Regions from separate parts of the Homo sapiens genome. Here region 1 is linked to region 2. Evidence: chromatin contacts called from ENCODE Hi-C or POLR2A ChIA-PET data. All regions are on one chromosome and are shown on one strand. Each heading gives the region's core, a stretch centred on a gene start or an enhancer-like site at or near the end of the contact. The rest is flanking DNA. Distances are from core to core; before and after follow the strand shown. Region 1 holds the start of HYAL2 (hyaluronidase 2). Region 2 holds the start of INKA1 (inka box actin regulator 1).

Region 1 (6,119 bases), core at 1-2,500, 520 kb after region 2:
GGCCCTTTAAGACTCCAGTGCGGAGGTGGGCCCGGGATTGGACTTGCGGACGGGGCGGGAAGGTGTGGTCCACCTTTCTCGGTGCCGGTGCCTCGTTTCGGGCTCGAAGAGCCCCAGGTCCTCTGCAGAGGGACGTGGCCGCCCATTTAGGACCCTAATGCCCCTCTGAGCCGGGCTTTCTATGGGAGTCTCAGCCACGAGCGCCAGTCAGCCTGAAATGTTTCCCCTGCAGCCCGAGGCCGGTGGTTCAGTCCTCCCAGCTCCGCGGCGCCGCCAGCCCTTTAAAGAGACAGTGTGAGGGACAAGGCAGGGGGACGGGAAGGGGGGGGGGGGGAATAGGAGGAGGCGTTGCCCCGTTCGGCCATCAGGAGGTGCTGTGGTACTCCGAGGTTGGCAGGGGGCAGCACCAGATCTGGCTCTGCACCCCCTAACGTAGACGCCAGCCGTGGGTCCCCTTTGTGTGGAAAAAGGGACTTTGACCTGAGGCGACCTCTGGTCTCCTGGAGAGTAGTGCCCCGCCTCCCACGAATCAGGGGCCCCCTTCTCTGGTCCGCCGTCTAAAGGGAGGCCCCGCCCCCTGCCAGACTGAGGGAAGGGGCCAAGCACCGCTTCTTAGCCGGCCCAGGAAGGGCCGAGGCAGTCGTTATCCTGGCAGCCCGGCTCTGGGTCGCGGCGTGGCCGCAGGGTTGGGGTCAGGGAAGCTCAGAGGGGTCTAGGAGGTTGGCCGCCCCTCTCCCTGACTCGCATCAGGGCGGGACAGTCATCCCTGAGATCCCGTCCTTTTCTGCCCAGTCTCTGAGGTCCTTTGGGAGCCCGGCTCCCTCTCAACCCCGAGGAGGCCTCCATTCCTTGCAGCAGTTTCTGGCTGGACCTCCGAGAAAGCCAGCAAGAGGGGTCTCCCAGGGCCTCCATCCCGTATCCAGCGCCCCCTACGCTCCACAGGCCTCTCCCGGTGGGGGGCAGGCTTAGACCCTGGCGAGCCCCGTGCGAAACCACCTCGGCTCTTCCTAGGTCCGCTCCCTTGTGCGAGACTCAACTCCCAAAAGGGCCCGCGTCTGCACCACCAGCCCCTAACCCTCCCGGGCGCCAGGAGAGGGAGGGAGTGCAACTGCGAGCGCATCTGTGGGGGTGCAGACCAGCCGTCTGCTCTGGGCTCACCTGTGTGGGAGTCCGTCGGCCCAGTAGGTCGGTGGCCTCCCTCCTTCCTGGGGTGAGCCTCTCCAGCTAGGCTACTTGCGCCAGCTGCTGCCCGTTGGGCAGCTCGCCGAGGACTTGATAAACCCCATTCCCTCCCATCCGCTCCCGCCTCCCATCCCAGCCCTTTCTCCTCACTTCCTGCTGCCCCCTGAGAGGAAAGGGCCAGGAACAGGCGTGGGGGAGGAGATCGCCTTGACCCTGTTTCCCTCCAGAATGCCCTGCTGGCTGGCTGCCCTCCCCACCCTTCCCGAGTAGGATCTGGCCCCGCCAGCTGCGCCAGGTGACAGGAAGGCTATGGGCTCAGGATCAGGTGCCAATCTCCCCCACACCCACAGCTTCCAACACTAGGGAACCTCTTCACTCCTTCCCTAGGATTGGGGCCCATCCTCAAATCCAGTAGGGTGTGAGAGGATGGGGTCAGGTGGTGGTGCTTTTGGGAGTCAAAATACTTGGGGGTCGTTCAGCTGATGGTCCCCCAGAGCAGGTGCCCAAGAAGGGAACTAGCCTTGGGGGGAGGGTCGGGGGGACTTCCAGTAGCTGAGTCCGTTTTTTTCCACTGAGAGCTTCCGCATCCTGTGTGACAGGACAATGTGTTAGTGAGTGTGACTGTGTGGGTTGGGGAGGAGGGGATGGACTGGGAGGGTTCTGCAGAGTGCTTTCCTGCTGGAGTTCATTCCTGGATGGATTTCAGAGTCCACTATACAGAGTAGGGGGCTCCTTACAACATGGATGAGGAAAGGGGTATACTCCTCTGGGAGGGGTGTTCCTGTGGCTGGCCCTAGGGAGGACTGCAGCAAGGTTCCAGCAGACCTCTCCAGGGGTGCAAATCTACCTACCCTCAAATCACCCAGAGCCAACCCCTCAACAACCCAATGGCCCAATGCCCAGGAGCCTCTCCCCCAACAGAAGGCTGTGTGAGGGGTAGGTGAATACCCAGGAGTCTGGCCCTGAGGACCAAGGAGTCCAAGACATGGTAGGGGAAGGTGCAGTGTCCCTGTACCACTGTGCTGGCTTCACAGGGGCCAGAAGCCTTGAAAGCTCCATGGGTGGGGACCCCCGGGGAAACAAAGGCTAGGCCAGACTGTCCCAGGGCAGGGACACTTCCTCAGGCAGCCAGCAGGAAGGAAGTGAGCACAGCCCGGCGGGAGAGAGTGGGGAAGTGTTGCCTGACCCCCATTGTTTCCAGCGATGGGGTCAGCTGGGTAGGCCCAGCACAGGGAGTTCCCTCAGGCTGGGACAGTGGTGGTAGGAGACAGGATGCTATCTGGCATGGGAGAGCCCTGGGCCTTGAACAGCCAGTAGAGGGGGACCATGGAGGATGACAGGGCCTCATGTTTGGCATCTTATGGGGGTATGGGGAGGCACCCCACAGAACTGCAAGTCCAGGCTGGATATGGTGATCCTGCCCTAGCCTTGACAAGTTCAAACCTCCGAAAGACTGGCAGACCAGCTCCCTACACTCAGAAGCCTGTCCCTGAAATCTCCCCTCTTTAACTGGGAGTTGGACTGATAGTCAAAGCCTAAGCCTAGTAGAGAATCTGCCTTATAGCAGCCCCTGAGAAGTGCAGGCAGAATGACCACAGTGGGCAGGCTGCAGGTGATGAGAAGATGGGGGCAACAGACAGCAGGGGCAATACTAGTGGGCCGAGCCTTGCTTGCTGAAACAGCAGCCTGAGCTCATTCTCCCATGGTGTCCGCAGGCAGGCCTCAGAGGAGGCACATGAGTTTGGGTTGCTGAGCCTGGCAGTAGGCCAAAGGCGTGGGGACACCTATCTGGCTGCTGTCCATTAAAGCTGGGCCTTTGAGGTCCATGGGGGTCAGGCCATGACCCCACTTAGGATCAGCTGGCGATGCTACAGCTAAGACAGATATTCCAGAACTATCTTGGGTCACACTCTCTCACCTTAGATCAGGCAGGTGGGGCCAATCCTTAGTGAAGTATCCCAGGGCCTTCTGATTCCAAGGGTCACCACCACATGGATCACAACAGATAAATGAGTGCCCTCCCACCCTGCAGGGGGCCTGCAGTGAGGTCTGTGTGAACACACAGCCACCTGCTGGCCACAGTTGGGATGGCCACAGGCTGGGCTCAGACTTACTCTTGGGCTTTGCTGGTCATAGGGGGCCTGCCAGAGTCCTGTGCCAGGCCTACCTATTGAACCCAGGTGGTAGTCTAGACACTGGGTGTCAGAGCCCCCACAGGATGCCACTCTCATGTGCAGGATCTACAAATCATTTTATTGAAATTGAACAAATAACACAACAGTCTTCCTAAGCTAGGGGCCATCCTCCCCAAGCCATTTCCCACATTATAGAAGCACAGAGCTTGCACAGTACTTAAAAAAAAAGTCACCTCTATATAGAAATCAGACTCTGCCACGACATCATCATGGACTATTTACAAACCTTCACATTATAAGTATTCCTTTTATGGTTTTTCCCTCCTTTCTTTCCCTACCCAGGGGTTCTAGTGCTTTCCCTTGACTGATCCTGAAGGGGTGGGGGTTACTGTAAGGGAGGGGGTGGTAGGCTACTCATAACTACTGGCACCAGCCTTAGGGTGTTGTCCCTTACCACAAGGTGGTGAACAGTCCCCTCCCAATTGGAGGGGTGGAGGATTTGGTGCAAAGCCATGGAGATTAGACAGAATAGGTGGGTTGGAGTAACTCCCCATAGGCACAAGCATCCGCAGCCTGTCCTGACCCCAGCCTGCACTCTCTCAACTCCTCAACTGGGGGTTCGGGGTTGGGGGGCAACAGTTAGTTGCAGTAGGGGGATCAGCCCAGCCCTGGGTAGAGGGAGAAGCCCCCACCCAGTCCCCACTCCTATCAATAGCCAGCAAACTGTCCATCCATCTGAAGGCGGGAACAAATGGCAGGTAGGTCGGAAGAATCAGGCTGGCACTGCCCCCAGCCTCTGTCCAACACAGGAGGAATCGAGGTAGCAAACGGCTGAAATGCTCTGACTAGGGGTTAAAAGGGAAGTGAAGGAAAGGAAGTTCCTACTTGTATACAGTGCCCACAGCCTAGGGGCTGGAAGAAAGCATACCTTGCTTGTAAAGTGCTGTAGCCTCTAGCAGGGCTAGGCCCCAGGCAAACTTGGAAGAAAGCAGACCAGGCAAGGAACCAGGTAACGGGCATTCCTGACTGGTATATGCCCTGCTGTGCTGCTTGCAGGGGTGGCTTGGGAGAGTGGGGTGCTAACTCTGCCATTAGCCTTCACCACCCACCAACCACCTCTTGTCCACACACAAACCAACACCCAACCAATACTGTGGGACCGACCCGCTCACAGCTGAAGGTTATGGGCCAACAGAGTTTATTCAGGGTTGTGGCCCCAGCCTGGGCTCCTCAATGGAAGCCACACCTTGATTGAGCCTGGGAGTTTCTTGCCGGGGCAGGGGGTGCTTCTGTCTGCCACCTCCCAGGGTCACACCTCATAGAGGATCACAGGGAAATCCACGTGGATGCGGGGGTGATCCAGCTTCACGATGCCCTGCCATGGAAACAGAGGCTAGTAAGGGTCAGCTCAGGGCCTCTACTTCAGGAAGCTTCCTTGTTCCTCCCAGATCCCCCCGCAAAAGCCCCCACCATGACAACAGATCCCATCTGGGTCCACCTCCACACGCTTAGTGTAGGCTCTGTGACCGCTGCCCAGCCCCTCACCTGAGGAATCAGATTCTTATGCACTCGCCTCAGCTTGGCCCGCTTCTGCCCGTTCTTGGTGACGATTGTCTCCTCATAGAACTCGTGAGCCAGATCCCCATCCTCATCATAGAACATAGAGCTGTGTAGAGGGAGAAGGAAACAGGCTGGGCTGGAGCCCCACACCTGGGCATGGCAAATGTCACAGGTCACGGGGAAGTCTGTGGTCTTCCCAACCCCAAGTGGGAAGAAAAGAGGATAATATGCCTGGAGAATCCTTTTTTTAAAAAAAATTTTTCGAGACAGAATCTCACTCTGTTGCCCAGGCTGGAGGTGCAGTGGCGCGATCTCAGCTTGCTGCAACCTCTGCCTCCTGGGTTCAAGCAATTCTCCTGCCTCAGCCTCCCAAGTAGCTGGGACTACAGACATGCACCACCACACCCTGCTAATTTTTTGTATTTTAGTAGAGACGGGGTTTTGCCATGTTGCTCTGGCTGGTCTCGAACTCCTGAACTCAGGCAATCCACTCGTCTTCATCTCCCAAAGTGTTAGGATTACAGGCGTGAGCCACGGTGCCTGGCCTGCCTGGAGAATCCTTTGCCTGGGGTTTGGGGTCTACTAGAAGAAAGTGGGAAGTGAGGTGATGGGTGGGCAGTGCTACTATGTCAGACCCCCAAGAAGAGAGCCCACACCAGAGCACACCATCCAGGCAGCCACCAAGGCCAGTTCTCATCCTTGATTTGTTCAGCAAGGGCAGCCATTCTAATATCAGGACTTTGCCTTCACCCAGGACTTCTAGAGTGGGCAGGGTGGTGGCCTGGGCATGTTGGTCTCACTCCAGAAGATGCTGCTGGCCCAGTGTCAAAGACTGAAATAGCAGAAGCCTAAGCTAGGAAGAAGCACAAAGGAATGAAGGCTGCGTCTCCCCTGACCCCACACCCCAGGTGGCTGGTGAATTGCCACTGTTGGGTCTTCCTGGTGTCTACAGCCAAATCTCTAGCACAGGGAGCGCCCATCTCCAGGAGCCCACTAGAGCCAAGCCAATCTGGTACTCTTGTGCGGGCCTCTGGGAGACTGGGCTGGGGGTTGGGTGGGTAGGTCAGCGCTCTGGATCTGGAGAACATAACTGGGTGAGGGTCTTTTTTCCTCAGCCTCACCCCCAATACTGAGGCCTATCCCTGCTTTCCCAGCCACTACGCTCAAAGGTTCAGCCCCACTACTGTCAGGAAAAGCAGCCTAAACAGAGGGTTATTATCCCCTTGGAATAACTGGGGGGGA
Region 2 (5,768 bases), core at 469-2,968:
CTCTTGGATGTCTAACAGGCATCTCAAGGGTTACGTGTCCATAAATGATCATTGGATTTTCCTCTCCAAACCCACTCTTCTCCAGTCTTTCCCAGATCAGTTTATGGCAATTTCATCCAACCAGCTGTTAATGCCAGAAATGTAGGAGTCATGCTTGATGCCTCTTTTCCTGCCCACATCCATGCATCAGCAAGACTTGATTTTAGTTCCAAAACATACCCCAAAGTGACCCCCTTCAGTGCACCTGCCCTGCCCAGGCCTAGGCCCTCCCCTTCGTTGCCTGGATGAGGGCAGGGACTTCCACTCTTATTGCAGAATCCTTTTCTGAAAGCAGCTGGGATTATCTAAACAAGGGCTAGCCCAGGTCATTCCTGCTCAAAGGCCCCCATTGCTCCTCATCACACCAAGAACAAAACCCACATTCTGCTCTAAGGCCGTTAGAGCCTGGTTTTGCTGACCTTTTCCCTCCTGCCACCACCACCAATCACAGACACCTGGGCCTTCTTTATGTTTGGCCCTGTCCAGCTCCTGTCCGTCGGGGTCTCTTCCCTGGCTGCTCCTTCTGCCTAGAATGTTCTTCTTCTCCTTCTTCTCCTTCTCCTTCTTCTCCTTCTCCTCCTCCTGCTTCTTCTTCCTTTCTTTTTTTTTTGAGACGGAGTCTCACTCTGTCGCCCAGGCTGGAGTGCAGTGGCGCGATCTCCGCTCACTGCAAGCTCCGCCTCCCGGGTTCACGCCATTCTCCTGCCTCAGCCTCAGGAGTAGCTGGGACTACAGGCGCCCGCCACCACGCCCGGCTAATTTTTTTTGTATTTTTAGTAGAGACGGGGTTTCACCATGTTAGCCAGGATGGTCTCGATCTCCTGACCTCGTGATCCGCCCGCCTCGGCCTCCCAAACTGCTGGGATTACAGGCGTGAGCCACCGCGCCCGGCCAGAATGCCCCTCTTCTTGATTGCATCTTGATGTCACCTCCTGTGAGACTGACTTTCCCCAAGCTAGCCCACGGCCCTCATTCCCTGGTATTTTCCTGTTGCTGGTATGTCCAGTCTGTCTGCAGCTACACTACCCTTGAGCCTAGCCTGTGTTGATAGAGCAGCCTCAGCACCGACCCTCAGTCTGCACCTGGTACCGGCAAAGGGAATGCCGACGGTCGCGCGTCGCCGCTGGACTCGCGACTAGCCAAGCACTCCCCACTAGAGGGCAGTCCCGTCTAGCTCGGTTGGGACGCGGCTGAGGCCCCGCCGGTGCGCTGCCACAAAGTCCCGCCCTCTCTTGAGTCCTCAGACGGGCTGAACCCCACTTCCATCCCGTTCAGGGAGTGCCAAGGCCAGCCTCACGAATGGGTCCCGTGGGTCAGGCCCCGAGGGTCCACAACCTCTCTGGGTCCGACCATCCGGGGTGCTCTGCCTATGTGCGGACGCAGCACGGCGCCCCGTGAGAGGGACCGCTATTTCACCATTGAACAAACGGGGAGGATGAGGCCCCCGCACGGAGGCGACCTGTCCTGCGTCACGCAGCAAACGCAGGGTCCACTCAACAGTCTGGGGGCTCGGGGGGTCCCCGTACCGGCCCCGTCCGGCTTCCAGTTATGACCCCGCCCTTCCCACCCAGAACCGCGGCGGAGTCGGGAGGGACGCCGGGCTTTAGCCCCGCCCCCTTTGGCCGCGGGGCCGGGGCGGGGCGCGGCTGCCAGATGTCGGGGCGGCGGCGGCGGGAGCTACGGAGAGCGAGGAGTCGCGCAGGCAGGCGGAGGCTGAGGGCGCCGCTGGCCGGCCCTCCCAGCCCTCTCCGCGCGGCTCCGCCGGGGTTCCAAGAGGAGCTAGTAGGTTCGGTGGGGGCCCTGGCATGGACATGCACAGCGCTCGGCTTGACAGCTTCCTTAGCCAGCTCCGCTGGGAACTGGTGAGGCTCGGGAGCGGGTGTGGTTAGTGAGGACGCGTGCGGGATGCCAGGCTGCCGCCCGGCCGGAACAACAGACGGGTGCGGGGTGGCTCCAGCGTGCCGGTCCGAGGCGGGGTGGGGGCGGCGTGGCGCATATGGCTCAGATGGCCCGCGTCGGGTTTCGGACGGTTGGGAACTGAGCTGAGCATCAGATAACAGCATCCAGCTGGCCGTGCTGCTGGAACGGCGCGGGAGGAGAGAGTGGAAGGGGGACTTCTTTGGGGGCGGGGCATGGGGCGGCAAGGGACTAACGAGGTGCTGGCGCTGCTGTGAACGCCCCCTACTTCAGGCTGGCCTATGCCTCCCTTCTCTACCCCTCACCTAGCAAGCGCTCTTTCTGTGAAAGACGCTTTGGGCTTTGGGAGCTGAATCCCCCAATAGGCACGGGATGCCCCTCCAGTCCTGGGCAGGACCTACTTCCCCGTTCAGGCCCGCAACCCTGCCTGCCTGCCCGCCCGCCCTGGTGGCGGGTGCCGACTTGCCCGGCCCTGCATGCTGCAGCCTGCCAGACTGCCACCAGGTCGGTGGATGAGAACCACACCAGCTTCGAGTGCCAGCACCCCTATGCCTGCCCTGTGCTCACTAACACCCTGCTGCCCAGGCCAGCAGGCCTATCTAACCTTCCTGGACCCTCTGTTCTCTGGGCTGGCCTGGTGACAAGTGATACCTCTCCGACTTCTGCCCTCTCTTCCCCTCAGTTGTGTGGTCGGGACACAGGCTCACCCTCAATGCCTGGTCCCCTGCAGCCAACCTCCCAAACTGGCCCAGATGTGCAGCCCAGCCACCAGCTTAGGGCCTCGGGTGCCTTGGAAGAGGACTCAGTCTGCTGTGTGGAGGAGGAGGAAGAGGAGGAGGAGGAAGCAGTGGTGACAGAAGACAGGGATGCAGCCTTGGGAGGCCCCAGGGAGCATGCCCTGGACTGGGACTCTGGCTTCTCGGAGGTGTCAGGCAGCACATGGCGAGAGGAAGAACTGCCTGTATCCCAGCGCCCAGCACCCTCAGCACAGCCCCTTCGTAGGCAGTGCCTCTCAGTCAGTGGCCTCCCCATGCCCAGCAGGGCCCCTGTAGCCAGTGTACCACCTGTCCACCATCCACGGCCCAAGTCCACCCCAGACGCCTGCCTGGAGCACTGGCAGGGACTGGAAGCAGAGGACTGGACAGCAGCCCTACTGAACAGGGGTCGCAGTCGCCAGCCCCTGGTACTAGGGGACAATTGCTTTGCTGACTTGGTGCACAACTGGATGGAGCTGCCTGAGACAGGGAGTGAAGGGGGTGACGGAGGTGGGCACCGTGCCCGTGCTCGGCCCCCTCAGTTCCTGCTTGGCCTCTCTGAGCAGCTTCGGCGCCGGCTGGCCAGGGCTCGGCGGACAGCTATGGCAGGAAAGCGGCTGTCATGCCCACCTCGCCCAGAACCTGAACTGCCTGCGGATGTCTCACGCTTTGCAGCTCTCATGAGCTGTCGTAGCCGCCAGCCCATCATCTGCAATGATGTCAGCTACCTCTGACCCTGCCCTCCAGCCTGGGACAATAAAAGCCTTTTTTCTAGACTGTCCTGGCTCCATACCCCTGAGGCACTAAGAGGCAGCCCCAGCCCTGTGAGGCACTGCCCAGGGAGACAAATCTTCTGAAGAGCTTTTTTTCTCTGTGTGAAGGTCCCTGTCATGCCCATGTCACACCCGTGTGCATTAGTGCACTGTTTTCTATCGTCCATCCTCTCTGCAATGCCTTCCTTTAACAAGCATTTATTGAGTGCCTACTGTGGGCTTACAATGCAGGGCTTGGGATCCGGGGCTCCATTGAGCTAGGTGACAGGGTGGCTGCCTTGTCACAGCTCATAGTGCAGAGGTGGGAAGGCAGTGTCCTCGTCGTCACCCTCACAGCTCAGCTCTAGCACCAACACCCGCTGCCCAGGAGCAGGTGCCTGGCCTGTCAGCTGCTGAACCAGTTCTGTCACCCTGGTAGGGGTGGGTTTAGGGGAGATTGGAGAGGTGAGCCATGGCAAGCAGAAGGCAGCCTGGCATGGACTAGAGAGGGTGCTGGCAGGCCGTCAGGAGCCCAAGCCAGGAGCAGGAGCTGCTCAAGACAGGAAACATCTGAAACTATTTTAGGAGCAGCTGATGAGGCAAGCAGGAGGCAGGAAGCTATGGGTCCCTTGGGAGTGGGCTGTGAAAGGGGGGCTGTGCAGCATGTGGGGAGCCCATGGGGCTGGCCAAATAGGCAGCTCCTGAAGACTCCTCCTCAGGCTCTCGGCCCTCACCCCACCTCCAGCCTGTTTGCTGGCTCCATTTGGGGAAAGAATGCTTGGGAAGGTGTGAGGGGCCCAGAATGGGGCTGGGAAGACAAAAGGCAGTGTGGTCCCTAGCCCCAGCCTCCAGGGACTGGTGGGGCCTGTCTAAAGCCCCAAGTGGGCTCACCTGAGGGGCAGGTGCTGGGCCTGCTTTTCAGGTGACCATCCGGCCGCATAGAGCAGGGCTGAGCCGTGCAGCAGGATCCTCACCCTCAACCCGTGCTGCTCCTAGAGGAGAAAGGTCAGACACCAGCTGGGCCGGGCTGGGCTGAGCCTGGGGGTTGGGGTAGCAACAGGGCACACCTGAAGATGAGCCAGCAGCGACTCCAGGGTCCTCTCAGGCTGCCCAGCTGGTACCTTCAGACGGTCCCAAGAGGTCCACTTCAGGTGATGGAACTGGGATGAGGTAGAGGAGGAGTCAGAGACTTCTTACCTCCCCCCAACCCCCATCCCAGTTACCAGCAGCCTTTCCTAGGGGAAGAGCTGGACTAGCAGGAAACAGGAGCCAGGGGGTGGGGGGTGGGGGGGAGGTGGGATCTGGGCCCAGAGTCTCAGCCCCCTCCCCGTCCAGGCCGGGGCCAGCACAGGAAATGGGGCTATGGGGCCCGCACAGGGAAACAGACGATCCATCACATGGGCCAGTTGTGAGAGTGGGGGATGAGGGGGTGGTGCTTCCTGAGGAAACCCAGAGCAGGGCCCCTGCAGCCTCTGATAAAGCTGCTTGTTCCTCAAAGACAAGGCTGGGAGCTGGGGGGCACATCCTGTCCCCCAATCTTGTATGTACTGCCAGTGCCTTGGGCTACTCATTGGGACACAGGGGCAAAGGGCACAGTGACCACCAGGGCCCCACTGTCCCAGAGACCCCAGCAGGGATACAATGCATAGAGGCTTCCTCCTCCTGTCCCTTCCTTCCTTCCAAGAGTCTTGGGGTTCTGGGACCTAGAGCTAAGGACAGAAGGATGGCTGGCAGGTATCTAGAGACCAGGACAGGGGGTGCTTATCAGCCCCTGAGAAAACACACTGGGGTCAAGCTGAGACTAGGCTAGAGGTGAGATGGGGGCTTCTCCTTCACCTGCTTCACTCTGTGGACAAAGGCAGCCTGTATGCTGGTTAGAGGCAGGGTGCCTCACAAAGGGGCTCTGTGTGCTAGTCCAGAGGGACCCCAGGCTGCTCAGCAGAAACCCAGTGCTGGCCCATGACCTCTGCCCTCTCCCCTCATGAGGGCATTCCTTCTACCCTCATCCTTGCCCCAAGGAAATGCCAACTGCAGAGCCTGGGCACAAGGCTGGAGGCATTCACAGCGCTGCAGTCACAGGAACACAAATGCCCACAAGCCCAGGAACACACACATGTGTGCCCACATGCATCTCCATGCATGCCCACATTGAGGACACAGGAAGATGGGAGCCCTGCACTCCCATCTGATGCACAGATGTGCAAACTTGCTCCTTCCATACCCACACTCCGGGGATGCCCAGACCCCAGTTGCACTCACAACTGTGACACAAATACACTCAGGGCTGCAGACCCCACACCTCTAG

What was found. Hi-C counts contacts between places; a loop is a spot of excess contacts on that map. ChIA-PET counts read pairs that join two places held with the same protein, here RNA polymerase II (POLR2A). Pooled maps may share reads with other maps.
Region 1: a pooled map shows a loop between it and region 2 (3-fold over the local background). The contact joins the promoter of HYAL2 here to the promoter of INKA1 in region 2. A Hi-C loop is called at or near these places in 5 of 50 pooled maps. POLR2A ChIA-PET finds 5 or more read pairs at or near these places in 2 of 52 experiments (WTC11 and activated naive CD8-positive, alpha-beta T cell).

Annotation. Positions count from the first base shown.
Region 1 is chr3:50,321,495-50,327,613 of GRCh38, forward strand. It overlaps HYAL2 (hyaluronidase 2), which reads right to left and starts at 1,251. Exons shown (of 4, transcript NM_003773.5): 1 at 1,159-1,251. TUSC2 (tumor suppressor 2, mitochondrial calcium regulator) reads right to left here. Exons shown (of 3, transcript NM_007275.3): 2 at 4,863-4,983; 3 at 3,415-4,692. The coding sequence ends at 4,627. RefSeq lists enhancers at 15-354, 988-1,661, 2,444-2,945 and a silencer at 3,154-3,343.
Region 2 is chr3:49,801,543-49,807,310 of GRCh38, forward strand. It overlaps INKA1 (inka box actin regulator 1), which reads left to right and starts at 1,719. Exons shown (of 2, transcript NM_203370.2): 1 at 1,719-1,901; 2 at 2,639-3,488. The coding sequence starts at 1,851. The coding sequence ends at 3,445. UBA7 (ubiquitin like modifier activating enzyme 7) reads right to left here. Exons shown (of 24, transcript NM_003335.3): 22 at 4,531-4,623; 23 at 4,355-4,455; 24 at 3,667-3,895. The coding sequence ends at 3,766. MIR5193 (microRNA 5193) reads right to left here and starts at 4,703; the gene lies at 4,595-4,703. It also overlaps a transcript of CDHR4 not described here. RefSeq lists silencers at 1,116-1,165, 1,556-1,995 and enhancers at 4,674-4,968, 4,955-5,234.